Linked DNA regions of Homo sapiens: region 2 is linked to region 1. A link is a loop called in an ENCODE intact Hi-C map of the cell type or tissue named here. Cell type or tissue: sigmoid colon. All regions are shown on one strand. Links, peaks and the distances in the headings refer to the core of each region. The heading gives the core; the rest is flanking DNA. Region 1 holds the start of PHF3 (PHD finger protein 3). Region 2 has its middle 62 kb from the start of PTP4A1.

Region 1 (16,619 bases), core at 3,852-11,851:
AATGTGGTACCCTGGATTAGATCATGGAACAGAAAAGGGACAGTAGCAAAAAAAAACCGGTAAAATCAGAATAAAGTCTGTAATTTACCATTATCATTGGTAATACACCAATAATAATAATCTCTGTTCTGATAAAGGCACTAGCTTTATGTCAGATGTTAATAATCAGGGAAACTAGATAAGAGTATATACAAACACTACACACCCTTTGCAACTTTTCTATAAATATAAAATTATTACAAAATAAAGTCTTAAAAAAACTAATCTAAGAATATTCTGGGATACCTAGTAATGTGGCTAACAGATAATCAGATCTAATTAAGGGGGAAAATTAGGAGCCAATTTAGTATCTTTGTTAATTAAACAAATTGTCTAATTTAAACAAATTCCTGTTTCTTACACTAAAATTTTACTTAAATGCTTTCCTATATTTGGCATTCTAAATTTAATAAAACATAGGAAGCCCATCTACTGGCATTCTAAATAATTAAAACATAATAAGCCTATATAGGGTGTATTTTAAATGGCTGATGATACGTGTATATCCAATTAAATCCGTATTGGTAATTTGGGAATATACATGTTAAAGTCAGAAATTGTTTCTGGGTAAATTCATTTTTACAGACAACAGAATATATGCAGCTAAGTATATAAGTGAATAATCTGCATAATTCAAAATTATTCATTTACTCATACATGTGTTAAGCATCTACTACAAAGCATTTTAAGTCTAGTGAAATGAACCCATCTGAAAGTCGAAAAACTCACAATTCAAAATGACATAAACATATAAGCAAATACAACACATATAAACATCACAACAAAATGCTAAATGCCGTATTGAAGGGCTTCACAGAGGAAGGTGAAACTCTGGAAGCTAACAAAGGCTAGGCAGGTGATGATGTGTAAGCTGGATCCTAATGGTCCAGAGGATATTCTAGGCAAAGGGAACAGCATGTCTTAATTATGAATGGCTGAGTTTGGTCCTGATGGACCATTTATAAAGACTCAGAATACAACTAAAAATAATTGGTACTAATTTGTCAAATAAAATTTAATCTGAGTCCGAAGATATTTCCTGCTTTAAAATATGTTTCATCTGTAATTCTCAGAGAATTATACTGAAGTCAGGTTTAGTTTATACTAACAAAATAGCCTAATTGCTTTTCAAGTGTTTCAAGTATTAATAGAACGCAAAAAGATGAGATTTAGAAAGTGTCAACAGCAAAAAAAAATTTCACTTTAGGCCGGGCGCCATGGCTCACACCTGTAATCCCAGCACTTTGGGAGGACGAGGCGGGCAGATCACCTGAGGTTAGGAGTTCGAGACCAGCCTGACCAATATGACGAAACCCCGTCTCTACTAAAAACAAAAAAGATTAGCTGAGTGTGGTGGTGCATGCCTGTAATCCGAGGCTGAGGTGGGAGAATAGCTTGAACCTGGGAAGCAGAGGTTGCAGTGAGCCAAGATCACACCATTGCACTCCAGCCTGGAAGACAAAAACAAAACTCCGTCTCGAAAAAAAAAAATTACACTTTACAAAAACTCACTTTAAAACACCTTCAAAGTAAACCTATGAATTCTATCCTATTATTTCCTAAAACACACACACACACACACACACACACACACACACACACACATACACACCTAACAATAAATCACTAAAGCTATCAAAGGCCAAAGAGGTTATATACTAAGATGAAGTTGTCTCTCACGTAGTCTACATTTGTGTCTGTGGGTGTGTGTGTAGGGGGGTGGTGTGAGGGGAGCAAAAATTTATCAGGAGACTAATATCGCTCAAGAAAAGTTATACAAGGCAATAGTGATGGTGGTGGTGATGGGGGATTGGTCTATGTATGATAGTAAGTGAAGGCCTCACAGCGTAACATTTGAACCAAAATCTCAAGTGAGGTAGTGATCAATGCATAAATGCCAAAGAGCAATCCAGACAAAGACCCAGAAGTACAAAGGTCTTAAAAGTGGAGCACACTTGATGCCTTCAGCCCCCATACCATCGTTTAAAATAAGCAATTTCATCAGGCATGCTTACCAAAAACAAATTCCTAATAGGCAGTAGCAGTAGAAGAACAAACTACCACCAGTAATGATAAAACAAAACTTCTTGTGCTCAAACTTCAAGACAGGCATTGTTCTACATGCTTTGTATCTATAATTCTCAATCAGAGGTGAGTATGCCCATGCAGAGAACATTTGCCATGTCTAGAGACATTTTTGGCCATCACAACTGGAAAGGGTACTATTTGCATCTAGTAAACATACTATAATGCACTAGGACAGCCCCACACACACACAAAAAATTATCCAGCCAAAAATGTCAACAGTCAAGTTTAAGAAATTCTGCTCTACATTTTTTAATTCATTTAATCCTCAAAACAACCTTATATTATTATCCTGATTATATAAAAATTGAAATAAAATGAAATTAGGATCAAAGAGTTTAAATAATTTGCCATAGTAGGTGATGGAACTAAAAGTTGTTTGGTTTTGTTTGTTTGTTTGTTTAAGCTATCTCCTACAGGAAGAACAGAGCTAAAATCTGAACCCAGAAAATTTCATTTAAGAGTCAATGTGCTTACAACTGCCCTATGTGTTTGTAAGGTTAAACTCACTGGATATTTACTGTGTGCAAGGCATTGTGCTAAACAAATTAAATGCATCATGCCATTTAATCCTCACAACCAAACCATTAGGCAGGTACTATCATCCCCAATTTACAAGAGAGGGGCTAAAGTTTAGCAAAGTTACACCCAATATTACAAAATAAATAAGTGACAGAGCCAGGACTCAGATCCACTCTGCATTACACTAAGGTCAGTTCTTAACTACTATGATATAACAACACTAAAGATGAATCATGGGTTATCCATCCTTCGAGGACAGAGTCAAAAATTAATAAGTGGTTAGGCCATGTGGTATGACACAATACTACAAAGTATCATTCTACAAAGCAATTCAACCTAGTCATCTACTCTACACCCCCACTTCAAATCTGGTTCAGTTTCGTTAGTTAGAATCTATTGGCAAGACATCATTATAGAAAGCAAGGATCATAACTTTTCTAAATGTATCTGGTAAAAAGAAGATATCAAAGTGTCTGCTGCACAAAGACAACTAAGACCAAAGCAGACCTAAGTCCCTAGGAAAGGATCTGAAGATGTTGAAACTGGCAAACACAGAATTACAGTAGCCAACAGTAACAAGAAAGAGTTAACTTCAAAGTTTACAACTATATTGGCATTATATCATAACTGACATTATAAGCATTAGGAATTTGAATAAACCACCAAAGTAGTGGACCTAGCTCATCATTAAAACTATGGCCTAGGGAGTAACAACCCAAGCTAACGTGTAATTGGCACACACTATATGCCAGGCCCTGTGTATCGTATGCATTATCTCATTAGTTCCTCACAGCGACCCTATAAGGTAGGTGCAATTATTAGTCCTTTCTCTTTAGAGCAAACTGAGACCTAGATAATTACATAATTTGCCCAAGGTCACATACCCAATATTCCTACATTTGAACCCATTCAGTGTGATTCCTGAGCCTACACTTTTACACTCTATAATGCACTCTACACATTAATTTTTATGCTTTTAATATATCATTAATGAAATCTTAAAAAATGCTAGAAACAAAAGTGACTCATCCTTCTTCCAAAATAAAACAGGAATATGCACTTAGCCACCCTCTACACATTTAAAAAAAAACAAAATGTAAGCCTCAATGCATATGAACATCATTGGAGGAAAAGCAATTTATCAGCTACAAACTTTTCCATTTATTTTCAGTCTAAAACTTTATGCTTTCATGTGCCCAGCTCATGCAAATTACAAACGAATTAAAATGTTAAAGTTCAGCCTTTCTGTATAATCTACCACGCTCTTCGAAACTGTCTAATAAAGTTAGATTATGCCAACAGGTTAAAACTTCTGGAAATATCTTAAAATTTTTACTGAACTATTTCTCTATATCCACTCTTCACTGTATAATAGTCATAAAATTTTAAAATACCATTAAAAATGGTCTAAATTAAGCACATTATGCAGGACAATAATTGTCAAGTCCACACATATAGCAATTCCTCATAAAACTCTTGATATTTTCCCCTTTAACTCTAATACACTGATTAACATCAGATGTCAATGAATCTTGTTTCCCAGACTATAATATCTTTACTGAGAATAGAAACAGCCTCAGGGTCTCATGTATGTTTAATCACATCAATACTCTCAATATCTTTCCATGTGTAATCAAAGGGCAACAATTAAAGAATATTTTTTGACTGTGTTCTCAAAAATGCAACAGTATCATAAATGTCTAACAGTTTGCCAAGCAATTTTTATAGTTGAAAAAGTGTCTATCCTTCTGAAAAGATACTCCAGAATTCTGAGAGAGTGCTCCAAGAAGAAATAAGAGAAACAGAGCCCAAGATGTACTTTTCCAGAAAAGAAAAAAATCCAGCAGCCACTTGTCAGAAAGAATTCTTGAAATGTGGATGAATAAAAACTGTTAGAAATCAGCACCCTAAGAATCCTGAACTCCTTGACACTGTGTGGTGAAATATGTATTGGTAATACACAAACCTAAATGTTGACCAAAAAATCTCATTATCTCACTAAAAAACAGAAAAGTTATTATCTCCAGAAAAAACATATGTAAAAAGGATTTTATGAGAAATTTAAATGGATCTTAAGAAGGCAAAATGTATCAAAAAAGCAAACACCATCCCACCATGTTAAGGAAGATAAACATCATCTATTTCAGTAACTGAAACACAGAATTGTATGTATAATTTTCATTCACCAGTTTTTCCAAGTAGGCCTTATACTATGAAAAAAATCTAAGCTCTTGATTTTGCAATACTCCAAATTGCCACTTGCTGCCTCCCAACTTTTATAAGTAATACATTACATAAGTCAAAGACTGTCAACTTTCCTAGTGGATTCCAATACTCAATAAAATTTAAATTTTAATAACATAGTTTGAAATGATTAAAGACAAATTCCTTTCGATTTTTCTATCTTGAAATGTGCATCTGACCAAACCAATTTTTTACCTACATTTACATAGACCACTTCTCAGAGGTGACTTTTCTGATTATGCAACATATAAGTATACCATAAGATCAACATGATAAAGTTATCTGAAGTCTATCCCAACAAGAGAGAATGCATAATTCACGTGTATGCAAAAGCAGTAAAATAAACTATATTTTTCTATTCTTCAATAAATGAACCTATAAAAAATGTAAATAAGAGGCAAACTTTGGTCCCATCACTGGCTCATTTTTATCATTTTGACAAATTACCGAGTACAGCTATCTGAAAAAGCTTAAAATCTAAAGTTGTAATCTTTTTACATAAAAGTAGCCCGTTTCGGGACTGATTGTGTGGCTCAATCAGAGGAATCATCACTCCTAAAAGTCTGCCACTAAACTCTGCTACTATCACCAGAAAATGAAGTATGTATTGTAAAATAATAATAACAGTGATAATGACGATGATGAAGGAAAGAATCATTATGGTAATATATAGCCAGTAAACAGATGAATGAAGAGAAAAATTAGTGGGGAAAAGGTCTAAGTGATAACTAAACTTTAAAATTACTATTTAAAATAACAATAATCTTTACACAACACCTTTTTGTGCTGTGGAAGGGAGCTATAAATTCAAAAACATAAGTATGCTACAATAGAAAAGTTTCTGGTGCTTTGACTCAACATGTCGCTCTAACACAAACATACATCTTTTTCTACAAATATTTTCACAGTTCCAAACACTTCATTCAGGAATCGAAAAATGAATAATGGAGGCGTAGTTTTGTTAGGCCTTTAACAATCATTTTGTCAAAGGGAAGACAAGTTCGACCCCAAAATAGTAACTAAATACAACAACGTACTGTTTAAGTACTCCCTACAGAGTTTACTGCATTGGTTTTTAAATTTAGCTTAAAATAAGATAGTAAAGTTAGTATTTAGAGAAGCCTCAATAATCGATTATTCTTTTTAAATTAAATATCGCTACATGTAATGCAGATTAGGACTAGAATATTAAAGCAGTGTTGCCACTTAACATTAATCCATGAACATATTCTACGCGTGACTACTGGAAAGCACTAATAACCACCCCAATCTAGTCTCTAGGAATTGGCATTTAAAAGCCCAAAGATGGAAAAAGGTCACCTAACCCGGCAACACATCCTGAGGGAAAGGAGGGACACAGGACTCCGTGCGCGATATCAACATTCTCTTCCTTTCTACTCTCCGCACCGCCCCCGCCCCCCGTGTCAGGTGATCAGTTATTTAGCACCATTAACACGTACGTATCGACAAGTGGTTCATTAAATTACATGTATTATCGGAAGGCAAGAGTCTAGGCTTCTCATTTCAAACTAAGCAAAAGGAGTCCACAGTTTGAGTCCCGGGCACAAAAGCGCGCGGTAACTGGAGGATAAATGGAAGAGCAACTCTCATCTCCAAAAAGCAGCAGCAGGGAGCAGCCTAGCAGCCAGGGCCAGTCCCAGTTTCCCGAAACCAAGGCCCAAAGCTCCATGCTGGGGCTCCCTGAGAAGGAAGAGGCCCCAACGGCCGGATCCGGGGGCCTGCGAGACGGGCCTTCCAGGCAGCGCCCGCCGTGCCTCGGGCCTGCGCGCCCGCGCCTCAGCGGCGGCGGGGCGCCCTCGCAGCAGACGGCTGGGTACCAGTGGTCGGGAGAGAGGCCGTGGTCCCGACCCTCCGCCTGGCGACCGCGTCGCTGCGACTCCCTCCCCAGCCCGCGGTCCAAATGGTCCACAGGCGCCAGCGGCGCGGCCCAGGTAGGCCGAGGACGTTGCGCAAGAGGCCCGAGAGGCGATCTCTCGGCTGCGCGGGAGAAAAGCGCGGAGAGTCCGCCGCGGGAGGGGCGGAGAGGCCCGCGGAGGCGCTGTGCGTGTGGAAGGGGATGGGGGAGGGGAGGATTGCCCGTCTCCCTGGCCGCGGCCACAGCCGCAACTCACCCAGCTCCGCCAGACGAGCGCTACCACTGGCAGCAAGAGGAAGATGGTGGACGCTGCCGCCGCCGAAGAGGAGGAGGAGGGGGCCCGGTGGGTGCCGCGGAGAGGGGGTACGCGCAGGACGTCGGCGTCGCTGCCACAGCCTCTTTTCCTCCTGGGACCAAATGGCTGCTGCTGACGACACTATTCTTGGCTTCCGCGCCGCCCTCCTAATCCTCGTTGCAGCCGCCGCCGCCCTGAGCCCGAAGGTCGCTTGCCGCGTGGGGACGGTGCGACGGCGCGAGACCCCGCAGCCATCGGCGTGCGGCGGCGGCGCGGGAGCTGGAGAGGGGCCGTGTCACGTGACCCCACTGTTTACCGTTCCGGGGGCCGCGGCCTGCGTCGCTGCCGCGCCTGCGCGCTTTAGGGCCTCGAGCGCCGCGCCTCCGTGGGGCCCCGGGCTGCAGCGCTTCCCGGCGTTGCCGCGCCCCTCCCTGTCTTCGGAGGACGCGGCACCGCCTGCGGGCTTCTAGCTCACACCTCCGCGCCGCCGGGAGGGGCGAATCAGAGGAGCGCTTTTTCTCGACCGTAGTAAGCACTAAGGCTTCACAGTTAATATAATATTGATGCGCAGCTCCCCAACCCCAGGTACTTTTTATTAATTGACTGTGAGTTCAAGAATGGTAGAATAGGATGGAGTAGATGAGCCCTCTGCCCAAATATCTGTGCTGGCTCGGCACAGCAGCCTTACCATTAACTACCTCCGTTACCCTCACCCTACATGGCTGATCTACCTCAGGACTCAAATTGCTACCTCCAAGAAACATTCTTGGTATCCAGTAAGCAGTCTTCAGAATGTGGTCCCAGGTTTCCCTGAGGGGTCGCCAAGACCTTTCAGTAGAGCCTCCATTCCTTTGCCAGGAGCATGTGTCTAAGGCCAAATTTTCTTCCCACCCTTCAACCAAAACAGCATATAGCAGCTGATTCAATGCAGAAACAGATAAGAGAATCCAGCCATCTTCTATTAAGCCAGACATTGAGGAAATCTGCAGAAATTTTAGATATCACCCTTTTATTAATTTGGAAAATATGCTTTTCATAAATACATTATTTGTGGTAACAAATATTGTGTAGAGGTCCAGAGACAAAAAAAGTTTGAGACCCACTGGTCTGCTTCCACAGACACTTGAGCTAACCCCTATCTCAGCCCTTAATAAGCGCTGTGAAGTAATTGTTGCTTGTCAGTCACTCCAACCAAAAGGAGCTACTTAGGGACAGGGTTTGTGGCTTTTATCTACAGGGACTATTACAGTATTCAGCCAGTACCTGCTGAGCACCTTACTGTGTGGTCTGCACTGTTCTAAAACCTTTACAGTACTTGTTGATTTAAGCTTTAGACCAACCGCAGCCCACATTGTAAGATTAGTGCAGGGTGGAAGAATAAGTCACAGGCATGTGGTGAAGATCTGTTCTTTCCTCTCTCTAGTCTTCTGATATTTTAAGCACTCTTAATAGCAAATGCTCTTCTACAAAGGAAGTTTGGGTTGTCCTGATTCCACTGGATTCTTAAGAGTTTCACCCCCTGTCTTGACTAATCAATCCCTCAAGACTTTGTTTTACAATCTTTTTGTAATGTGTTTTTGAGAAAGGAAAATAGAAATGAGTAATTTTTTTTTTTAATTCTCACTTGGGATGTCTGGGATGAATTATAAAAACAAGCCTAATGTTATTCTTACTCTTCTGGTGGATCTCAGTGTGACGTTTTAAAAGGGCGTTCAGAAAAAGTAAAATTATTGTTATAAACAAAATCCAACCCCGAAGGAATTCAACAGAGTAGAACTTGATGACGGAGACCACTAGCTGGAAAATCCCTTAGAAGGGCTGAGGAAAACTTACCTTCTCAGAGAAGTTTTAATAAATTTAAGATAAAACAAAATGGAGATTAAAAGAAAATGTAAGAATCATAAGACTGTCACATTTACAAAGCAAAGATTTCTGATCCTTAAAAAGTCAACAAGCTTGCCATAGGCATGATGTTTTGATTCTGTTATTTTGAACCAGCCAAGTGCCCAGATTCACATTTGTCCACTAATGGTCTTTGCTTTTTGCTTCCAGATGTAAACACGAACTGTTTATCTTATACCCAATTCATAGAAAGGTTAGTAGAAGAAAGAACCAGCATAATAATACTGGCAACAGCTATAACTGCACACAGGACTTATTGGAAGATCAGATTGTATCAGTAACATTGAAAACTCCAAATTAACTTGGGAAAATTAAATTTGGTAGGAAAACAAGACAGAGTAATTGATAATGACTAAAACTGACAGTGTATTTGTATTTAACTAAAAAATTATCAAAGAAGGAAAAGTGATAAAATTTGGATCTTGCAAAACATTGACCCAAGAAAACTGAGCCTGGCAGAGATTAAGACCATGGAAGACAGTAAACAATGTAGACACAAAAGTCAATTTTGATATGAAAAATGCTTGTCATCACTGAAACATTGGTCCCTACAGTAATCAGTAAACTAAATATGGAAAAAAAAAATTGGAAGAATTAACCCCTATGAGCAGAAAGTCAATAAAAATATTAAATTTATTTAATGAAGTTTTTTCTGGCAAACACTTTGTAGACATGTACTTTCGTGTTAATTTAGAATAGATTTAAATGTTTGTATGCTTAAACACAGAATCAAAACAGTGGGGTCAAAAGATCTCAAACTCAGCCGGGTGCGGTGGCTCACGCCTGTAATCCCAGCACTTTGAGAGGCCAAGGCGGGTGGATCACCTGAGGTCAGGAGTTTGAGACCAGCCTGGCCAACATAGTGAAACGCCGTCTCTACTAAAAATACAAAAATTAGCCAGGCATGGTGGCAGTCCCATGTAATCCTAGCTACTCTGGAGGCTGAGGCAGGAGAATGGCTTGAACCTGGGAGGTGGAGGTTGCAGTGACCCGAGATGGCACCACTGCATTCCAGCCCGGGCATCAGAGTGACAGAGACAAAAAACAAAATAACTCAAACTCATTTTACCGAGATCATCATTGAACTTGGAGGCTTAAGTTACAACACTTTTTCTTACATCGTGGGCTTGCTGCCTTCCACACATTTTTTTTCCTAGTTTCTCCGGAAAGATGGCCCATAGCTACTCAGGCTTTCAGCAGTAAACAGTGGGTGAAAAGAAGTGCAAGCCCCACCGGGAGGTTAAAATTTCCATAGCTTACCTCTGTTCAGGGGGTGGTGCCTAGGAAGGCTGGGTCAAACAATAAAATAAAGCTTTTCCGTGCATCAGGACTGCACAAGCTATAAAGCACCTTTGTAAACTTCAGCAACGTTAAGGCACAGGAAAAGAGCAGAGAGAGACCTGAGGCATCAGATTTTTAACTAACTCTGTGATTAACCGTCTTTGTGACCTTATCTCTCTAAGCTCCTCTGCATTACTCTCCCTGCCAACACACTTCATTTGCTCATTTGTTTATTCATTTATTCCGTTATGCACCCCAATAGGTTTCAGAAATAAATGGTATTGTTCCTGCCCTCAAAGAACTCAGAAGAGTGGCAGTAGATAATTAGGATTCAGCCTGGTGTGACAGCAGTTGATGCAAAAGACCCATATTCGTGTTTTATCTGGCCTGGAGTGGGTATGGGGGCATTTCTGACAAAAGGGATGTCCTCAAGGTCAAAGAAGTACCAGAGAGCTTGGTGTGTTTCAGGAACTACAAATGATTCATTATCTGAATTGAACATGTTGCAGCCATGAAAATAATCAAAATTCTTTTAACAAAGAAACTATCTGTGATGTTGTCCCTCAGTGACAATATTACCTCCCTACTTGAAATCTTTTCATAGTTCTCCAAAATATAAAGAATAAAATCCAGGGGGGGCGCGGTGGCTCACGCCTGTGATCCCAGCACTTTGGGAGGCTGAGGCAGGTAGATCACCTGAGGTCAAGAGTTTGAGACCAGCCTGGCCAACATGGGAAAACCTTGTCTCTACTAAAAATACAAAACTTAGCCAAGCATGGTGGTGCGTGCCTGTGATCCCAGCTACTCAGGAGGCTGAGACAGGAGAATTGCTTGAACCCAGGAGGTGGCGGTTGCAGTGAGCCAAGATCACACCACTGCACTCCAGCCTTGGTGACAAAGTGAGACTCCATCTCGAAAAATAAAAATAAAAATAAAATCCAAACTTCTTAATGTAATCAAGGCCCTTTAGGATTGGTCCTTGCCAACTCTTCAGTCTCTTCTCTCCCTGTTTCCTGCTTTTTAACTTATGATACAACAATACCTAATTACTTACTGTTTTCTACACACATCCACACAATGTCCCTCAACCTAAAGTTTTTGCTCATGCTGCTCCTTCTGACAGGAATGCCCCCTCCCAAATGACCCCAAAAGCCTCATAATTCCTCCTCTCACTTTATCTGAATTGTTCCTGCATCCCTTAAAGATGCAGTTCAATGCACCATCACACTTAATGGTGGAAAGATAGACGCATCTCCACTCAAACCAGGGTTACACAAGGCTGCCACTATCACCACCATTATTCAATATTTGCCAATACTAAAAGGCAAGAAAAGAAATAGTAGCTATAAAAAAAGAAAGGACACAAAAGACCATTATTTGCATATAATAAAAACTGCCTAACAGAGAATCAACAAAACAACTGCTAGCAGTAAAGAGTTGCCTTGGTACTATTTAAAAATCAGTGAAAAAAATAATGGCTTTCCCATAAACAGCAATCATCAGTAGAGTACAGTAGGGAAAATAAATTCCAACAAAAATATAAAACATTTAAGCAGCATAACAGGAAAAAAATGTGTGTTTTTTATATGTACACAAAAGGAAAGCTATACATATAAAGAAACAACCCAGAATAGCCAAAACAATATTGAAAAAGAAGTGGAAAGGTGGAGGACACACACTTCCTGATTTCAACACTTATAATGAAGTAACAGTAATCAAGACAGTGTGGTACTGGCATAAAGATAGACATATACATCAATGGAATAGAATTGAAAGTTTAGAAATAAAACCATGTGTCTATTTTCAAAAGACTTTTGACAAGAGTGCCAAGAATACAATGGGGAAAGAATAGTCTTTTCAACACATGGTCCTGGGAACCACTGATCAGCCACCTACAAAAGAATGGAGTGGAACCCCCACCTCAAACCACGTACAAAAATTACCTCAAAATGAATCTACCAGACTTCAGTTACAACAAAGAGGTGAAGGGCACCTGATATGGGATAGTGAAATACAACTTTTATCTGACTAAAGACTGGTTTCCCAGTTGCTAGAGCAATCATTTGTACTCTGAGCACATTCAGAATTAGAATCACAAGATACGATTGAAAGCAAGTTTATGTTGCATGCTCCTAGGCCCAGAAAGTAGAGAAGCAAAAGGAAGGGTCTTTAGTTTAAAAACACAGCAAATGTTATAGCTCTCCCTACTCCAGGCAGAAGACTAAAGGTTAAGTGTCCCCTGAAGTTTGTGGTTTCCCAAGATGCTGCATCAACCAGTCCAAAGGTGGAGAAGCAACTTGAACTGCAAGCACAGTAAATTGGAGCAAGAGCAGAATGCATGTCCATTAGGCAAGGCTGCCTTTGGAATGAGGGTTAGGGGACCTGCTTCTTATGGGGCTAAATAGAACCATGCCTTTTCTCAAAAGGGACCATGCTAGCATTCCTGAGCTAGGTGCCCACTCATAAGCCTTTCAGATTATTTCACTAAAAGCCAATAACTTGTTTGTAATTTGTGTTTAAATTCCAACTATAACAGAAGAAAAAAGTTGTAAAATCTTGTGTACAACTTAATGTCTACAGAGAGAGAAAGCCTCAAGAAAATGTAAAATTTGCTTGGAGGGTCCAGGCTCTACAAGGACATTTTTTTCAGGAAGTCCCGCCAATACAAATATGTAGAAAACTTGGTTGATCACAAATTGGAATTCAGAAGACATATTGGAAAGATTGGAAGGGAGGGCCAGAAATGAGGATTTCCTCAAACTAGAGGAGGTGCTGGGAGTTGAAAAGGTGAAATTGTGTGATAGCAGACAACCAGGGAAGTCATATGATAAGAACATTCTAGAAGAAGAAAAGGCTAATTCCAAGATACTATAGTAGTAACACATTTGGGAGGTTCTAGAAGCAGAAAGAAGGCTAGTCTGACTGGAGTATAGGGTGCAAGACAGAAAGATGAGAGATTAGCAAGAACAAGGCAAGATGTTTAGAATCTACTGTAAATAAAATGAGAAGCTGTGGGAGTGTTAAAAGCAAAAAGTGACATCTGATTTTTTTGGTAACAGTTGTTATTAAGATATAATTCACATACCATATAATTTGCCCATTTAAAGTGTACCACTCAATGATTTTTTGGTACTTTTTTAGTATATTTAGTGCATTTAGCACAGAATTGTACAACCATCACCACAGTCAATTTTAGATCATTTTCATAGTGCCAAAAATATTCCATACCTTTTGGTCGTTACCACCCATGCTTTATTCCCTCACCAGCCCTAGGCAACCACTAATATGTCATTAATTGTCTCTGGATTTGTCTATTCTGGACACTTCTTACAAATGGAATCATATAACGTGGTCTCTTGTGACTGACTTCTTTTACTTAGCTTTAATGTGTTCAAGGTTTGTTCATGTTATAGCGAGCATCAGTACTGCACTTCTTTTTATTACCAATAATATTTTATTGTATGGGTATACCACAATTTTAATCCACTGACATTGATGGACATTTGGGTTGTTCCTACTTTTTGGCCTTTATGAATAATGCGACATAAACATATACAAGCTTCTGTGTGGACATACACTTTCACTTCTCTTGTGGTTATACTTAGAAATGAAATTTCTGGGTCTTATGACAGCTTTATGTCTAGCAATTTTTTTTTTTTTTTTTGAGACAGAGTCTTGCTCTGTCACCTAAGCTGGAGTGTAGTGGCACAATCTCAGTTCACTGCAAACTCCGCCTCCTGGGTTCAAGCAATTCTCGTGCCTCAGCCCCCCAAGTAGCTGGGATTACAGGTGTGCACCACCATGCCTGGATAATTTTTGTATTTTTAGTAGAGATGGGGTCTCACCATGTTGGCCTCGCTGGTCTGGCCACCTGGAACTCCTGGCATCAAGCAATCCACCTGCCTCAGCCTCCCAAAGTGCTGGGAATATAGGCGTGAGCAACCATGCCTGGCCTATGTTTAACAGTTTTAAGAATTGCCAAACTGTCTTTCAAAGCAGCTGTACCATTTTACATTCCTAAACAGTAATGTATACAGGTTCTAATTTCTCCACTTCCTCTCCAACACTTGTTATTATCTGACTCTTTGATTATTTATATCTCATTAGGTGTGAAGTAGTATCCCATTGTATGATTTTCAATAAACCTACTCATATTTTCTGTTTTCTCTTGAGTCTAATTAGTTGTTATAGTTTCCTAGGAAATTGTTCATAATGTCTACATTTTCCTATTTAGTAGCACAAACTTTTTATTTTTATTATTCTCTTACTTTTTCAGGTCCTTTGTATTTATTTATAGCTTTATCAACATTTTTTTCCTCATTTTTCTAAGGTTCTGCTTTCTACAATTTTGTTTGAATAATTTTACCAAAGGTTTGTCTATTTTGTTATCATTTTAAATCATTTTCAGCTTTGTTAATCCACTCTACTACATCTTTGTTTTCTATTCTTTGATTTGTCTTACACATTGCTCAAACTACTTTAAGGAAAATGAATTTCAGCCAAACAAGAGTGAACAATTATGGTTGAATGCCTATAAAAGCGAAAATAACAGATATTCCATTGTAGAAATCCAAGAGGCTGAGAAAAATAGTGTTGCATGGACCAGTGTGGTAATAATAGGATTGAAGGAGATTTAAACACAGCCAGACTATCTTTTGTAAGTAGAACTGGCAAGGTATACTAATGGATTAGATGCGGGACTAAGGAGAAAGAAGTTAAGAAGTTCAAGATTTGGCATCTAAGTAACAGGATGAAAGATGGTATTATTTGCTGGATTTGGAGAAGATTGGTGTGGGAGCAGATTAGGGTGCAGGGGTACAATGATTCTGTGGTAGGCATTTCACAAATTTTATGTTGGAAATATCTGTGAGATATCCAAGTGAGACTTTAAAATGAATAGTTGGATATAAAAGCTTAGAATTCAGGAGTGATGGTAGAGCTGAAGTTATGAATTTTTCAAGCAGTCAGCATACACTAGATGATACTTAAAGCCACAGGACTAGATTAGATTACCTGAGGAGTAAATGTAGACAGAAGGATAAAAGGAGCTGAGATGGATCTGTGGAGCATGGCAACGTGTAGAGGTTGAGAGGAGGATGTAGCAGAAATCTTATACCCAGGAAATTGCTTCAGGTGATCTCTGGAAGCTGACACAATCATGCATGTGAGGCCAGACAAGATAGTCCTTCCTGATTATACTTTATTTATTTATTTATTTATTTATTTATAGACACAGTTTGACTCTGTCCCCCAGGCTGGAGTGCAGTGGCACGATCTTGGCTCACTGCAACCTCCACCTCCGGATAGCTGGGATTACAGGTGCATGCCACCATGCACGCTGGGCTAATTTTTGTATTATTAGTAGAGACTTGGTTTCGCCATGTTGGCCAGGCTGGTCTTGAACTCTTAACCTCAGGTGACTCGCCCACCCGCCTCAGCCTCCTAAAGTGCTGCAATTACATGGATTACGTGCATGAGCCACCATGCCCAGCCAATACTTTTGATACATATTTAAAGAAAAGCTTATGATACAAAGTTTTGTGTACTGCTTCAAGAAGATGTTTCTGATTATTTTCAGAAAAGGTCTTAAGATTGTTGTGCCCTTCGCTATGCATATGCCATCAGGGAAATTCAGAAGGTGGAAATTTCTGAAAGTCAAATGACCCAGTTTCTTCAATAGATTAATGACATTTAAAAAAAAACTAGAAAGGGAAGGTGAAATATTATTGATTAAAAGAGACTTAAAAAACACATGAAACAAATACAGTATGTGGATTTTCTTTGGATTCTGGTTTGAACAGACTAGTAAGCAACTGAACAAACTAATAACTGAAACGTAAAGACATTTTAAGGCAATTGGAGAAAATTGAACAGACTAAATATTTAAGGCCTTTAGAAATTTTTGTTTAGTGTGATAACTGTATTGAGCTATGTTTTCTAAAAATCCCTTGTTTTTTAGAAATTCTTGTGGACACTCATATAGGTGAAACTGTCTGTTATCTAGAATTTTATTTTAAAAACTCCAGAAAAAATAATTAAGATTAAAATTAATGGATGGAGGCTAGATGAAAGAAGAATGACAAAATGCTAATAATTATAAATACTAGGAGATGGGTACAAGAGGGCTTATAATACTGTTCTCACTCTGCTTTTATGTATGTTTTTAAAATTTCACAATAAAAAGTAAAATTAGAAAATCGTTGCTTTCACATGTGCTTATTTATTTATTTGAGATGGAGTCTCGCTCTATCGCCAGGCTGGAGTGCAGTGGTGCAATCTTGGCTCACTGCAACCTGCACCTCCTGGGTTCAAGGGATTCTCCTGCCTCAGCCTCCTGAGTAGCTGGGACTACAGGAGTGGTCACCACGCCCAGCT
Region 2 (16,619 bases), core at 4,962-12,961, 120 kb after region 1:
CACCCAGGCTGGAGTGCAATGGTGTGATCTCGGCTCACTGCAACCTCTGCCTCCCAGGTTTCAGTGATTCTCCCGCCACAGCCTTCTGAGTAGCTGGGATTACAGGCACCCACCATCATGCCCAGCTAATTTTTGTATTTTAGTAGAGATGGGGTTTCACCATGTTGGCCAGGCTGGTCTTGAACTTCAGGCGATCTGCCCGCCTTGGCCTCTCAAAGTGTTGGGATTACAGGCGTGAGCCACTGTGCCCGGCCTGTAGTCTTTATTTATCTCACTTAGTGTGAATATGCACATGCTTTACTACAGTGATATTAATATGGTTAAGAGGGTGCTACCCAGATCCTGCTGAAAGTATAATATATGGCATATGTATCCTGCTTTTTTTTCTAAAATCTGAAAGATACTGACTTCCAAAACAGTCTTCAAGAGTTACCTTTTCTTTGAATATAAATCTCCTAATGTGCATTTTTCAATACTGAGTTATTTTCTATCTTTTCAGCAACTTCCCAGGTACATTTATGATTATTGCATTATTATTGCAAGTATTAAAGGCAAAATTCTGCTTTTGTCCTCTCTGTTGTTAGTACACTGTGAAGGCTGAATGGCTTGCTAGAAAGAACCTTAGCTGTAAAGAGACCTAGAGTTAAATCCTGGTTGGGCTGTGTGACCTTGGACAACCTATTTAACATCACTGAGCATTACATTTCTTTTTCTGTAAAATACTGACTGATACCTACATTGCCCCCACCCTCTTTTTCAGTCTCAACCTCAAAGAAGGAATTCTGATTAGGTGGACTATGGTTGTTATCCTTTACCTCTGTTGGATTCCATTGCTACTCCTTTGTTTGCCCTGGGGATGTCCAAAATGATAATTTTTTAGTTAATCAATTATAAAATTTATTCTTGCCTTTTCTGCCAGGACCTCAAGATACCTAAGCTGTTAGTTTAGGTACAAGTAACAAGAAAAGTAAATACAAGCAAGAGAATTGATGTTATGCTTATTAGGGAAAGCAAAATAGCAATCTAAGATGTGCTCTGGCAGCAATAAAGTTATGGAAAAGGTGGCACAAATATTTTCCATAGTAAAGGGATAGTCTAGAAACCTACTGAGATTTTTTTTTTTTTTTTTTTTGGAGACGGAGTCTCACTGTGTTGCCCAGGCTGGAGTGCGATATGGTACTATCTGGGCTCACAGCAACCTCCGCCTCCCGGGTTTAAGCAATTCTCTTGCCTTAGCTTCCTGAGTAGCTGGGATTACAGGCGCCTGCCACCACACCTGGCTAATTTTGTATTTTTAGTAGAGATGGGGTTTCACCATGCTGGCCAGGCTCGTCTTGAACTCCTGACCTCAGGTGATCCACTTGCCTGGACTCCCAAAGTGTTGGGATTGCAGGCGTGAGCCACCAAGCTTGGCCCTACTGAGATTTTATGTGTCAATGGATTCTTTTAAAAACTATTGGGTTGCGCTAGTAGAGACATTTTTGACATGATTTTGGACATAGTCTGTGTTTGGAAGCAGAGGAAGGCTGCTCCTTAATTTTTAATTCTCCATCAGTGTCTGTGATACATATTGTGGAATTATAGATCATTATTGACAATTTCTGATATAAAAGTCATATATATGTGTGTGTATGTGATTGTGTGTGTGCATGTGTGTGTGTGTTGATAGATAGTGAAGGTCCTTGTTTTGAGTTTTTAGAGTGTATTTCCCTTTACAAAATTGTTTCTTTTGTTCATAGTGCTATTGTTGTTAATTGAGGTTATCATCAGGAGATCTTTCACCATTTAAATGGTTTCACTTTACGGGGCATCATGTGTGCATACCTTTATTTTCCATTTTAAATTTCTTTTTAAAATTCAGAGTCCTTCAGACTAAGAACATTAGGCAACACTTGGTGTAAGAAAATATGTGGTTACCATGGGGATTAGGAGCTATTCCAGGTCTGTTTGACCTCTTTTCTTTATTGCAGGTAATTTATTCTAATACATCAAAAATTGCTTCTCAGGAGAAACTCTATTCTTTGATAGGCACCCTTATAGTTCTTTAATGCCACTGGTCTGAAAGGTAAGACTTTCCAGATATATTTTATTTTTCTGAATAGTTAGACCATAATATTATCCTTGTTTAATAATAATATAATAGTAATAATAAGCATGATGTATTGCACACTTACTATGTAGCTAGCACATAATCTCATTTAATTCTTAAAACCTTTCTTTGTGGTAGTATTATTAATTAGAATTAGGTTTGGCAGACAGAGAAATAAATATCCCAAAACAATGGCTTCGGTCAATGGTTTATTTCTCTTGCCTATTCAAGAAATCCAGAAGAGTCAGTTTGGGGTTGATATGATACGGTGGCAGAGACTCAATCTCTTTCTGTCTAATACCTCTGGCACATATAGCTTCCAATTCCAAGGTCACCTCATCCACAGAGGAAACTGTTGGAGCTTCTGCCTTCATGTCCATATTCTAGCTGTAGGAAGAAGGAAGAGGAAGTCCTACCCCTTTCTTTAAGAATACTTCCCAGAAGTAGCACATGCCATTGCCACATATATCCCAAAACTCAGATGGCCACACCTAGTTGTAAAAGAGATTTTTTTCCACTCACCTGTGTGTCCTGCTAAGAACTAAGATTCTGTTGCTTTGAAAGATGAGAAGAATGAGTATTAAGAGACAGCCAGCAGTATGCCATGTTTGAGTGCCCTCATGCCCAACTTACAAATGGAAAAATTGAGTCATAAGAAGTTAAATGGACTTACTAAGAGCTCACAGCTGGTGGAGTCAAGATTCAAAGCTAGATCATTCAAACTTCAGAGCTCTCAAGCACTACTTTGAAGTGCTTCTACCGTAAAACAGTTGTTTGACTTTATTCATCTCTTCTGCTAAATTAGTCTAAAGAAAACATTTCTGGACTAAGTTGCCAGGTCAATCTGTTGAAACAATGGAATCCTTTATTTTCCCAAGCATTCTTGGCAAAGGGCACAGTACTGGTATCAACTTGTGCAATGAAGCCTTTACTTTTGCTGACCTTTTGGATAGGTGGATTCAAAAAATTTAGTGACAGGTTTAGAGAATTGCCTGGTGTACAGATTAAAGTCTTATTTTCAATCTTCTACTTGCTTAGGGTTGCAACAGGTTTTAACTTCATTAAAATATGCTTTGCTGTTCTATTGATGGTTTAGATTTTCAACAAGGTAATAAAGGGACACAGTTTTCAATAGAGCCAATAAGAATAAATAAAAATAAATGATTTACTGTAGGAAAAATCCAGTAAATTATGATCATTTTTCTACTGAAAATTTTTCAAGATAAATGATAGCACATCTTAGAATAAATCAGACTATGTTACTTCTAAGTTATTTGGAAAGTATTACATTTAGATGGTTAACTTGTAATTCTTTAATATCTTACTTGTGTAAAAATCTAAATCATATAACACATTATGAACTAGGCCTCCCTTCCTTTCCCTTTCCTTTCTTCCTTCCATTTCACAAAGCCTAATTTGTTGTTCTTTTCCTTAGGTTCGTTTTTGTTTAGATTCTTCTCTCTTCCTAGCTCACAAGGGTTTTTAATCATTCTCATGCCTGACTAGCTCTTTGCTTTCTAGCACCGAGGGAGAAAATGAGAATATGAATTAATAAATCAATAAAAAAGTAAATACCATGCTTTATACATGTCAACTCAAGATTGCTATGTTGCTTACAATTTTCAACATTTTAAATAACTTCTGTAAATTTATCAATATTTTTTAGAGGCCAGGTGGGGTGGCTCACGCCTATAATCTCAGCACTTTGGGAGGCTGAGGCAGGCAGGTCTCCTGAGGTCAGAAGTTTGAGACCAATCTGGCCAACATGGTGAAACCCCATCCCTACTAAAAATACAAAATTAGTTGGACATGGTGGTGGGTGCCTGTAATCCCAGCTACACGGGAAGCTGAGGCAGGAGAATTGCTTGAGCCTGGGAGGCGGAGGTTGCAGTGAGCTGAGATCTCACCATTGCACGCTAGCCTGGGTGACAAAGCGAAATTCTGTCTCAAAACAAACAAACAAACAAACAAACAAACAAAAAAACTTTTTAGAAAGGTGATTAAGATAAATGATATATATCAGTTGCTCAAGCCAGGCATGGTGATGCTTGCCTGTAGTCCTGGCTACTCAGGAGGCTGAGGCAGGAGGATGGTTTGAGGGCAGGAGTTCAAGGTTGCAGTAAGCTATGATCATGCCACTGTACTCCAGCCTTGGTGACAGAGTAATACCTTGTCTCAAAAAACAAACAAGCAAGGCTCGGCACAGTGGCTCATGCCTGTAATTCTAGCACTTTGGGAGGTCAAGGTAGGAGGTACCCTTTCATCCAGGAGTTTGAGACCAGCCTGGGCAACATGGTGAGACCCTGTCACTACATAAAATAAAAAAAAAATTAGCTTGGTGTGGTGCCTGGTGCCTGGGGTCCCAGCTACTAGGAAGGCTGAAGTGGGAGGATCACTGGAGCCCAGGAGGTTGAGGCTGTAGTGAGCTGTGATTGCACCACTGTACTCTAGGTGACTGAGCAAGACCCAGACAAACAAACAAACAAAAAGCACTTGTTCAACAGAAGTTCTTTACTTAACAAACCACAACAACACTGGGGACATAGAGTGGTTAATGACAAGGTTTAATGATTTGAGGGTTTGCTTAGAAGTCAATAGACATTTCATTGTTGTGACAACTTACAGAAAAGTCACTTCCAAATGAAAAAATATATGATAAAACGTCAAAGAGGGCTGGGTGCGGTGGCTCATGCCCGTAATTCCAGCACTTCGGGAGGCCGAGGTGGGCGGACACTTGGGGTCAGGAGTTCAAGACCAGCCTGACCAACATGGTGAAACCCCATCTCCACTAAAAATACAAAAATTAGCTTGGCATGGTGGTGCATGGCTGTAGTCCCAGCTGTTCAGGGATCTGAGGCAGGAGGATCACTTGAACCCGGGAGGCAGAGGTTGCAGTGAGCCGAGATTGTGCCACTGTATTCCAGCCTGAGTGACAAAGTGAGTCTGTGTTTCAAAACAAAACAAAACAAAAAAAAGCCAAAGGGAACAGTGATCACAGAACAGATCAAGGGTCAGAGCACAACAGAGATTTCTACTTATTTGTAGTGTGCCTTTGGTTCTTTGCAAACATTGAGCAAGAACAGGACCAGGGACCAAATGATGTGGGCAGAAGAACACAGATTATTAGTCTTTAACAGATTTTTCGCTAATTATTTTATATATTATTCATTTGTATTTATATAAGTAATATCTTAATACATATTCCTTATGAAAAATTCTAAAGCCACATTGGAATAAAGGCAAAATGTCTGTTTTCCAGTGTTTTTTTTTTTTTTTTTTTTTTTTTTGAGATGAAGTCTCGCTCTGTTGCCCAGGCTGGAGTGCAATGGTAGGATCTCAGCTCACGGACACCTCTGCCTCCTAGGTTTAAGCAATTCTCCTGCCTCAGCCCCGCGAGCAGCTGGGATTACAGGCACCCGCCTCCACACCCAGCTAATTTTTGTATTTTTAGTAGAGACGGGGTTTCACCATCTTGGTCAGGCTGGTCTCCAATTCCTGACCTCAGATGATCCACCTGCCTTGGCCTCTCAAAGTGCTGGGATTACAGGTGTGAGCTACCACACCTGGCCAATTGCTTTTCTAGTTGAATGTGCAAAAACAACATTAAGAACCACTACAAATTCCTCACACATAATTTTAAAACTAGAGTATGAAAAGTACTCCTAATTTATTATTACTTTTCCAAGAAGTGGCCAGAGAATTAATTCCAGGAAAAGGGGACTACGGCAAACATTGTAATTGGGTAACCATTATCCATGGCTCCCCTTATAAAAAAAAAAATCCCCATTTTATCTGGGGCAGCAGTGTGTGTGGCTCCATAACACTTTGTTGGATAATTACCTTCCTAGACTCCTTTGCTTTTGAGAAGACCAGTGTGGCACACAATCCTGCCAATGAGATTTCATGGCAATCTGCATAGGAGGCTTCTGGAGGTTTTTAAATCTTTGCAAAAGGGACAATAATAAGAAAAAAGTGTCCTTTACCATTTCTTTCTCGTTTGAAAGTAGATGAGGTATTTAGAACTATGACAGCTATGGAACAATGAAGTGAAAAGAATAAAGACAAAAGTCAGCACGTTAAGGACCCAGAGAAGAAAGAACCTGGACTCTTGGTTATATTTCAGAGGAGATGGACTAGGGATTGCCTCCCTCTAAATTTCTCTGGGCAAACACTGAATGTCCCTATGGTTTGGCCACTTTTAATTTCCTATTCTGTCAGTTGCTGCTGAAAGCATTCCCAATACAAATACGTATCTGTCTTGTTCTCTGCTTTAGTACGGAGAACAGTGCCCAACGTGTAATAAGTGATCAAAGAATGTTTGCTGAAAGAATAGAGTGAGTGGATTTTAGATCAGATTCTAAGCATCATACCAAAACTTGTGGGTAGTAAAGTTGTTGTATTTATTTTACACTGAATTTTTAGTTTGAGTATAATTTCCCTGAAACTATTTGCCTTACACTGCTTTTTCCATACTAACAAAATCTCAGATATGTTTATCCTTCAACATGTTATCTGAGGGAAGATAGACCCCTCTGCAGTCTCATAAAAGCCTATCTTAATTGATCTAAGCTAATCATGGTAGTCTCATACCCTTTGCACAATGAATGACTTATGCCTGGGTATGAGAGGCAACTGTGGCCAACGGAGCTAATTCTGTGGGGACTTCAGGAAAAATATTCCCCATTAAATAAAAAGTGGGGCATGGAAGATAATGATTCTAGGTCTTCATGTGATGTCAAGATATGCCCCAGCCACTTTGCAGCAATGAAGGATAAGGCTTGAGGACTAAGCCACCACGCAAAGAATGAGAGCATGAGGCTGGCTCCATGGCTCATGCCTGTAATCCCAGCACTTTGGGAGGCCGAGGCAGGTAGATCACTTAAGGCCAGGAGTTCCAGACCAGCCTGGTCAACATGGCAAAACCCTGCCTCTAATAAAAATACAAAAACTAGCTGGCAGCTGTGGCACATGCCTGTAATCCCAGCTACTCGGGAGGCTGAGGCAGGAGAATCGCTTGAACCCAGGAGGCAGAGGTTGCGGTGAGCCGAGATCACACCACTGCACTCCAGCCTGGGCAACAGAGCAAGACTTTGTCTCAAAAAGAAAAAAAAAAAGAACATGGAGCGAAGGAAAGAACTTGAGTCCTTAATGACGACTGAGCCAGTCCAGGAGCAGAACTACCTCCATACTTCTTGCCATATAGTAAAATAAGTATCCTTACAGTTTCACCACTTTTAATTTTTTCAATCTGCATCTGCTTGCTAGGGAATTATTAATTTTTTTAATTACTTGCAGCCAAGAACATCATAAATAGTATGTGGATTTAAACTGTCTTTCAAATGTGTACACATAAGTAGTAACAAATCCCAATGTGTATTTTTCATCATCTTCAGATTTGGAGAGTCATTTTCTCAGTAAGAAGCATAAGAAAAATTACACAGTAAAAATATTTTCCAATTTTGATTCTGAGGGACAATTCAAAACCATAAAATAATAAGCTCTGTTTCAGAAAAAATTTTAATACGTTAGATTTGGGGGTCTATAATCCAAAACATCTAGGTAAACTATAAACTGTCAAAATTTTAAAAATGCCCAGGTAATGATTTCAAATTCTCAAAGCTACATTTTAAGAATTCACTTGAGGCTGGGTGCGGTGGCTCATGCCTGTAATCCCAGCACTTTGGGAGGCCAAGGTGGGTGGATCACCTGAGGTCAGGAGTTCAAGACCAGCCTAACCAGCATGGTGAAACCCTGTCTCTACTAATGAAGTACAAAAATTAGCTGGGCGTGGTGGTGCATGCCTGTAATCCCAGCTACTCCGGAGGCTGAGGCAGAAGAATCGCTTGAACATAGGAGGCGGAGGTTTCAGTGAGCTGAGATTGCACCACTGCACTTCAGCCTGGGCTACAAGAGTGAAACTCCATCTCAAAAAAAAAAAAAAAAAAAAAAAAGAAATCTATTTACTTGTATAAGCTTGACCTAGAGTAGGGATCAGGATTTGTAGGGCTTCCATTGGGCTCATCTTATCATCTTATAGATATAGCGTGTTGCAGGAAGAGGTGGGAATGTAGAACCAGGCACTTGTGTTAAGTGCCCTGATTGTTACTCCTAGAGTAATAGGTGCCATGAGCATAGCACCATTGATCTCCTTATTCTACCAAGCACATTTTATTGCCATCATTAGCTTATCTGTCTAGCTGCTCCTCTAAATAATTCGCATCTTGACCGGGAGCGGTGGCTCATGCCTGTAATTCCAGCACTTTGAGAGGCAGAGGCAGGATGATCACCTGAGGTCAAGAGTTTAAGACCAGCCCTGGCCAACATAGTGAAATCCTGTCTCCACTGAAAATACAAAAATTAGCCAGGTATGGTGACATGCGCCTGTTGTCCCAGCTACTCAGGAGGCTGAGGCAGGAGAATCACTTGAATCCAGGAGGCAGAGGTTACAGTGAGCCGAGATTGTGTCACTGCACTCCAGCCTGGGTGACAGAGCGAGACTCTGTCTCAACAAAAAAAAAAAAAAAAAAAAAAAAAAAATTCGCTTCTTGAAGGAAGAGAACATGTTTTGCTTATTTCTGTATTCCTGACACTGAAGATGGTGCCTGGCACATAATAGATATTGAACGAAAGTGGGGAGAAGAGATTAACTCTGGGGGAATAGAATAAGGGGAAAAAAATCTAAATATTAAATACTGAGGAGTTATGACTTGAAGTGTTTAAAAAACTAAAAAAAAAAAAAAAAAAAGAAAGGTAGTCAAACCATAGAAAGATTAAGTGGTAACTAGAACTTACAAGGGTTAGTTTAACTTTTATGTTTTTTTTCCTTCTCCCTGGGAAAGTACCTTTGGGATCATGTGGTGTTTGTGCAAATCGCTTGGGTCTACACAGCACAGAGTGGGGCTAAAGTGCAGATGAGGTGGAACTAAGAAACAGCCTGTCCAAACAAGCATGATTTAGAGCAGTTGCCTCATATACTGGACCACTTTTTTAGTACTGAAGGCGGCAATGACATACTTTATGGCAGTCACAAGCTGCTTTTAGTATGTTAAATGAATGAATACAGGCAGTTCTTCTGGAAACTCAAGGGTTTGTTGTTGTTTCTTTCTATCTTTAAAAAATTCAAAAATAAACTTGCCCCAATATTAATTTTAACCGAAGCTTTATTAGATGGTTACATTTATAAATTTACACTTCATTTGTGATAGTCCTTAATTATAATTATCACATACTCATGTTTTGAAAAGTTAGTGAAACTTTCCCTAAAGAGCAGGGCTTTCTGTTCTACCTCCATACAAGGCACTATCAGTGTGGGAGGAAGGGCAAAACACTGTGCTAAACCTGGCCCCATCCCAGGTCTGCGACTAACCCGGGGCCTTGGCCAAGTCAGCTAGCCTATCTACTGTTTAGTTTCTGCATTTGTAAAACAGAGGCATGTGTGAAGACAATCTCTTATGATTTCCCCTAGCTCTAAAATTTTACTGTTATAACGTATTAAATGCCTATGTTTATAGGAACTGAAACGGTTAAGGTTTAATATTTACTCTATAAGCTAGGTTTATCACTTCATCCTTTATAACGAAATTTTCATCTTACACATTATTATATCATACATTTAAGAAACTATGGCAGCTATATAAAATAATACAAAAACTAAAAGGTATAATTAATATTTGATATATTTATTTTAATGTCGATTTCTACAAATATACAACATGCGCACACCTAATTGAGATTATACTGCATAGAGAGCTTTGTATCCTCGATTTCATTGAATTTTGTATTGTGAACATTTTCCCATTTTATTAAAAAAAATCCTTAAAAAATAGTATTTTTGGCCAGGCGTGGTGGCTCATGCCTGTAATCCTAGCACTTTGAGAGGCCAAGGCAGGCGGATCACCTGAGGTCAGGAGTTCGAGACCAGCCTGGCCAACATGGTGAAACCCTGTCTCTACTAAAACTGCAAAAATTAGCCAGAAGTGGTGGTGTGCGCCTGTAATCCCAGCTACTCAGGAGGCTGAACCTCAAGAATCGCTTGAACCTAGGGGGTGGAGGTTGCAGTGAGCTGAGATCGTGCCAGTGTACTCCAGCCTGGGCAACAGAGCGAGACTGACTCAAAAAAAAAAAGAAAATTTTTTTCCTTTATTACAAAATTTTATATTGTTAAATATAATATGAATACAAATAAACTATATAAATAATTATTATAAGGTGAACACCTGTAACTATCACCTCACTCAGTCACCCCAGAAATACTCTTTTTTTTTTTTTTTTCTTTTTTGAGACAGAGTTTTGCTCTTGTTGCCCAGGCTGGAGTGCAATGGCCCAATCTCGGCTCACTGCAACCTCCACCTCCTGGGTTCAAGCGATTCTCCTGCCTCAGCCTCCTGAGTAGCTGGGATTACAGGCATGCACCACCACGCCCGCCTAATTTTTTTGTTTTTTTAGTAGAGGCAGGATTTCGCCAAGTTGGTCAGGCTGGTCTCGAACTCCTGACCTCACATGATCCACCTGCCTCGGCCTCCCAAAATGCTGGGATTATAGGCGTGAGCCACCGTGCCCAGCCAGAAATACTCTTATAACATAACCATCTCCCTCCCTACTGAAGTGAATTACCCTAATGACTTTTAATCATTTATTTTTCTTTATAGTTTTGCTATGGTGTGTGCATCCCTATACATTATCATTTAGTGTTTCCTAAGAGTATAATTTTTAATGTATGTTTATTATTCTACTATATAAAGATACATAAATTCATACAACTTTTTAGCTTATTTTTTGGTGGTTTTAAAAAATTTTATTTTTTGGCTAGGTATCTGTTTACATAATGCAAAATTTTAAATGTTCAAAAGGGAAGGCAATCAAAAGTCTTACTACTACTTTGTTCTTCAGCCATCTGGCTATCTCTATAACCAGTTTTTAGGAAGTTGTTTTTGAGGAAAATGAGCCTAAGAATGGTATTGATATTTTTTCAGCTTTAATGTCCTAAACTAACCTCCTAAGTAGGTACAAAAATATAATTCTTAGAAAAGCATTCAAAAAGTTGATTTTTCTTTTATATGAAGTTGGCATAATTTCTGGAGTAAGATATGTGATTTTACTCTTGAACTAGTTAAATGTGTAACATTGAACAGTTAACCATGAATTGGTTGTGAAATAACCAAAGAAGGAAAATTAGGATCCAACTAGGTATAAATAGTGTGGTGGTATTTTACTTTGCTTGACTATGGAGCTGAGAGACCCAAGTTGCTTTTTTTTGTCTCTTGGGCATGATGGAAAACTCAACAGTTTCTTATGTTTTTGCTCTAGTAGATCAATAATGTCATGAAGATAACATGTTATACAAAAATGCATAATTCAGTTTGCATTAATGACAGAACTACCATCAACCTGTCTGAACAGTATACCATTTTTATGAAGCAGGGTTCTTTGGCTGTAAGAAACAAAAACAGGCTCTGCTTAACCTAAATAAAGGAAATTTACTGGGATAATTCAGGTACTCATTGTTTGGCAGAAAGGATGAAGAATCAGGCTTTGAAATGAACAGAGCCAATACAACTTATGAGGTCCAGGAACTGCTGATAACAAGAATGGTCTCATATGAAAACTGGCTTTGGATATTTTACTGGATTCTAATAGAAACTGTTCCTGATTGTGGAACACCAGGTGACTATGCAACTAGATCTACTCATCAGGATGTTATCAGATACAGTAAGTGATAAGTTTGGATGGGTGTATCATTAGACTTATGATATAAATGAAACATATGCATCCAGCTTGACCATATTCAAAAGGTATGAATGAATTATATGCACATGTATCTCAAACTTTCAGGTCATCTGTCTCTGTAGCACCAATAACCCTCCCTTAACTCACACTTGGGCCTCATGAAGGGAGGGGAGTAAGTGCCCCCTTCTGACTAAGTGATGGAATAAGAAATAACTTGGCCCAGTTTACACATGAATTCTCACAGTACATTAGCGATAGTGGAAAGTAAATTGCCACCACATTATAGTTCCACTCAAGGACGGAGGGACAGTTGTGAAAAGAAATCCTCTCTCCAGGCAGGCAATGTTATGAGTAGTGCGAATGGTCATTCACTTGGTATGGAGAGAGAAATGTACTTTGTATAGATACATGGGGACCCTGGGGAAGGTGGGAATGTCTTGGCTGGTTTGTCGGGGTAAGGCATCCTCATATTGGCTCTCCCATCTTCCCTTCCTCATTCTTCTACTCCCTCACTCCTGCTTCCCTGGGATTGCAGGGATACTAGTAAGATAGTGTCACGTGAACTTTTGTCTCAGGCTCTGTTTTGAGGGAAATCAACTTCTCTGAGATGTTCAGTGAGATATTTGTGGGCAAACCAGACTCCCTAACCAAATTACACATGCTTTACCAGAGCAACAATATATGTTCAGTGGTAGCTCAAGCTGTTTTTATGACCATTTTTCTTATTTTGGGAAGAAAATGAAGAGAAGCTTGTTCAAATTATTTTTGATAACTTTCATGTATGCCCGTTCTCTTAAAATCCTTCTACTAGGTTAACCATTTATAAAATAACTGGGTTAGCAATCAGAGATAGAAACCTGTTTGTGAACAGAATGAATAAGGAAATTGTGTCATCAACAAAACAAGAAGAGCTGGGCACAGTGGCTCATGCCTGTAATCCCAGCACTTTGGGAGGCCAAGGAGGGTGGATCACGAGGTCAGGAGTTCGAGACCAGCCTGGCCAACACAGTGAAACCTCGTCTCTGCTAAAAACACAAAAAATTAGCCGGGCGTGGTGGTGGGCACCTGTAATCCCAGCTACTTGGGAGGCTGAGGCAGGAGAATCACTTGAACCTGGGAGGTGGAGGTTGCAGAGATCCGAGATCCCACCATTGCACTCCAGCCTGGGTGACAGTGCGAGACTTGTCTCAAACAACAACAACAACAACAACAACAACACCACCACCACCAACAACAACAAGAAGAACTTATCTCCTTTCCATGAGAAAAATCAATATGTAATCAAAATTTTTATTTTATTTAAAACTACCCAAAAGATTGAATTTGACTTTTTCTAGATACCATTCACTATGTCAAAAACCTAAGCAAAGAATGTAAATAACTTTCAAAGTATTTCTTCCACTCTACTCCTGATGAGTCTAAAGTTAAACAACTGAAAACTGCCTCCCTCAGTTTAACATTTGGCACATCTCTTTTTAAGGACTTCGAAGATACCCTGTGTCCCATTACAAATAAAATATGACGGCTGGGCGCAGTGGCTCATGCCTGTAATCCCAGCACTTTGGGAGGATGAGGTGGACGGTCAGGAGTTTGAGACCAGACTGGCCACTATGGTGAAACCCTGTCTTGACTAAAAATACAAAAATTAGCCGGGCGTGGTGGTGCACACCTATAGTCCCAGCTACTTGGGAGGTTGAGGCAGAAGAATTGCTTGAACTCGGAAGGAAGAGGTTGCAGTGAGCCGAGACTGTGCCATTGCACTTTGGCCTGGGCGACAGAGCGAAACAAAAAACAAAACAAAACAAAACAAAACAAAACAAAAAAGAATGCCAGAATTTCTTTCTTTCTTTCTTTCTTTCTTTCTTTCTTTCTTTCTTTCTTTCTTTCTTTCTTTCTTTCTTTCTTTTTTTTTTTTTTTGACAGATTCTTGCTCTGTCCTGCTCTTGGCTCACTGCAACCTCCACCTCCTGGGTTCAAGAAATTTTCCTGCCTCATCCTCCCGAGTAGCTGGGACTACAGGTATGTGCCGCCACACCTGGCTAATTTTTGTATTTTTAGTAGAGACGGGGTTTCACTATGTTGACCAGGCTGGCCTTGAACTCCTGACCTCAAGGTGATCCACCCACCTCAGCCTCCCAAAGTGCTGGGATTACAGATGTGAGACACTACGCCCGGCTTTACTTTAGAATTTCTTAACTAAAGAGATGAGGAAAAGCATATAATTCCTTGGCTTCACTTTATAATGCTTGATAGAAAATGGGGGTGGATGAGGAGATATCAATAACGTTAAAAAAAAAAAAAGCAAGTTACTAACAGGAATGAGGAAGCAGAGGGAAGGTCAAAATGTAGGATGAGGTGGGCTTTCTAGCCAATATAGGACAATAAAGAAGAAAAGGAATGCCATGGTCATGGTGATAACCTTACCAGTTCCTGGTGTAGATGAGAAATGAAGCATAGCTAATCTACTAATTTTAGGTGACACCATCATGCCTTTCACTATGACTCAAAAGAATGTGTGACAAACCACTTTCTCATCAGGCCAGCTGATGGTATTGCCACTCAGAAATGGGGAGAAAATTCTTAAAGAACCACTAAGAGCTTTTCACTACTCTGAACTCTCAGCTTGAATAAAATCCACTTAGTCCTTTCTGTATTTCAGTGACTGCAATTATCAAGCATTGATAAGGAGCTTCTTGGGTTTTCAGAATGGTCATAAAAAATGATTTTCAGCTGAGTGTGGTGGCTCACACCTGTAATCCCAGCACTTTGGGACACCGAGGTGGGTGGATCACATGAGGACAGGAATTTGAGATCAGCCTCAGCAACGTGGCAAAACCCTGTCTCTATTAAAAATTCAAAAAATTAGACGGGCATGGTGGTGCACGCCTGTAATCCCAGCTACTCGGGAGGCTGAGGCACAAGAATCACTTGAGGCTGGGTGCAGTGGCTCACGCCTGTAATCCCAGCACTTTGGGAGGCCAAGGCTGGTGGATCACTAGGTCAGGAGTTCGAGACCAGCCTGGCTAACACTGTGAAATCCTGTCTCTACTAAAATACAAAAAATTAGCTGGGCGTGGTGGTGGGCACCTGTAGTCTCAGTTACTCGGGAGGCTGAGGCAGGAGAATGGTGTGAACGTGGGAGGCGGAGCTTGCAGTGAGCCGAGATTGCACCACTGCACTCCAGCCTGGGCAACAGAGCGAGACTCTGTCTCAAAAAAAAAAAAAAAGAATCGCTTGAACCAGGGAGGAAGAGGCTTCAGTGAGCCGAGATCGCCACTGCACTCCAGCCTGAGTGACAAGAACAAAACTCTGTTTCAAAAAAAAAGATTTTTATTTTATTAAATATGGGTTGAAAATAGGTGAGGTATTTATAAAAAAAATGGTTAAGGATGGTGTATTGAGCATCTTTAATGTGTGACTGTTCAGCATTCATTTCTCTTTCCTAATAACATCACATTTCTTTTAGAGGGAATTATAATTTTATTATTATTGTTGTTACTATTTGCATATAAATTTTTATATATTTGTCATTGTTGTTGTTGTTTTGGTTTTTTTGAGACAGGGTCTCACTCTGGTTGTCCAGGCTGGAGTGCAGTGGGGTGATCTTGGCTCACTGCAGCCTTGACCCCTCAGGCTCTGGTGATTCTCCCACCTCAGCCTCCTGAGTAGCTGAGACTAGAGGCAGGTGCCACTGTCCCCGGCTAATTTTTTGTATTTTTAGTAGAGGCGGGGTTTCACCATGTTGCCCAGGCTGGTCTCAAACTCCTGGGCTCAAGCAATCCACCAGCCTCGCCCTCCCAGAGTGCTGGGATTACAGGCATGAGCCGCTGTGCCTGGCCTTGTTACCATTTTGGATTCAGCCTGGTGGACTTTTACTCAGCAGACCTATACTTTCTTAGCCCAAGTCTGAATATATGGTTGAAACCAGGCCAATCAGACACCTACTCTCTGGAATTTAAATCTTGGGTAGAGGATTAAAGAGAGGATTAATCTATTCCGGGGCGAGTCCTGGATTTTGTCAACGTGAAGCCATTCTTGTGATCTCCAGATCCTGGACCACTGCGAATACCTTGGATCAGCACATTTCAAAGTCTGGTTCTCTAGCCTTACTTCCAGGCGATGAAGTCTGATATATTTCAGTAAGTTTCCTTTCCATAAATGAACTAGAGCCTCTTTCTGTTGTCTGTATCTATAGAACTCTGACTCATTCATAAGTTATATCTTACAAATTAGGCAGTTTAAAGAAAAATGGACTTTATAGCTACAAGGTAAACAGTATGAGACCATAGCTAGAAGTAATGTCATAGTTGATTATTTAAACATTTTTTTAAAGCCTGCAGAAAAAAATTTACTCATGATGAATACAATAATTTTATAGAGAAGAAAAGTGGAAACTGGAAAAAAGAAGATAACATTGAACAAAAAAATTAGAAAATATATTTTTGAGAATTTTCTTATGGCAAAAAATATAAATTAGGTGATAGGTATTTAAAAAAATATCTGACATCGATTGATTAATTAATTCATAGATTCTTACTGATGAGCATAGAGCATAGATCGTCTTCTAGCTGGAATTATTTTCTAATTACTACTTGCTCCTTATTATTCAGATCTCACAACTTTTCTGGCTAAGTCTGTAGTATTGCATGCAGAGGGATGAAATTTCAAAGCTACGAAACTTGATTTGACTTGAATCCTCCCAGAAGTGAGAATTGTACAGAGAGCTTAGTCAGATGAGATTTAATAGGATCCAAATTTCAGGATTTACTCGTTTTTCTCTTTTAGAAGGTTCAGCAACATTGAT

Evidence for each region. Peaks named below come from ENCODE experiments on the same cell type or tissue, not always from the same donor. Only the 100,000 strongest peaks of a DNase experiment are listed, where the experiment ranks them.
Region 2: a loop joins it to region 1, with 5 times the contacts of the local background. A loop is called at or near these places in 3 of 110 quality-filtered maps.

The regions. Positions count from the first base shown.
Region 1 is chr6:63,626,554-63,643,172 of GRCh38, reverse strand. PHF3 (PHD finger protein 3) reads right to left here and starts at 7,371. Exons shown (of 16, transcript NM_001370348.2): 1 at 7,023-7,371. RefSeq lists silencers at 6,597-6,776, 7,217-7,576 and enhancers at 6,794-7,614, 8,146-8,683. In sigmoid colon, for the core only: no CTCF peak of the experiment used is centred there; DNase peaks (open chromatin) are centred at 6,312, 6,992 and 7,412; H3K4me3 peaks cover 3,066 bases; H3K27ac peaks cover 1,760 bases.
Region 2 is chr6:63,502,668-63,519,286 of GRCh38, reverse strand. It overlaps a transcript of LGSN not described here and a transcript of PTP4A1 not described here. Among named protein-coding and RNA genes, the nearest start is that of PTP4A1, 62 kb to the left of the region's middle. RefSeq lists enhancers at 1-48, 14,470-14,609. In sigmoid colon, for the core only: no CTCF peak of the experiment used is centred there; DNase peaks (open chromatin) are centred at 8,996 and 9,446; H3K27ac peaks cover 240 bases.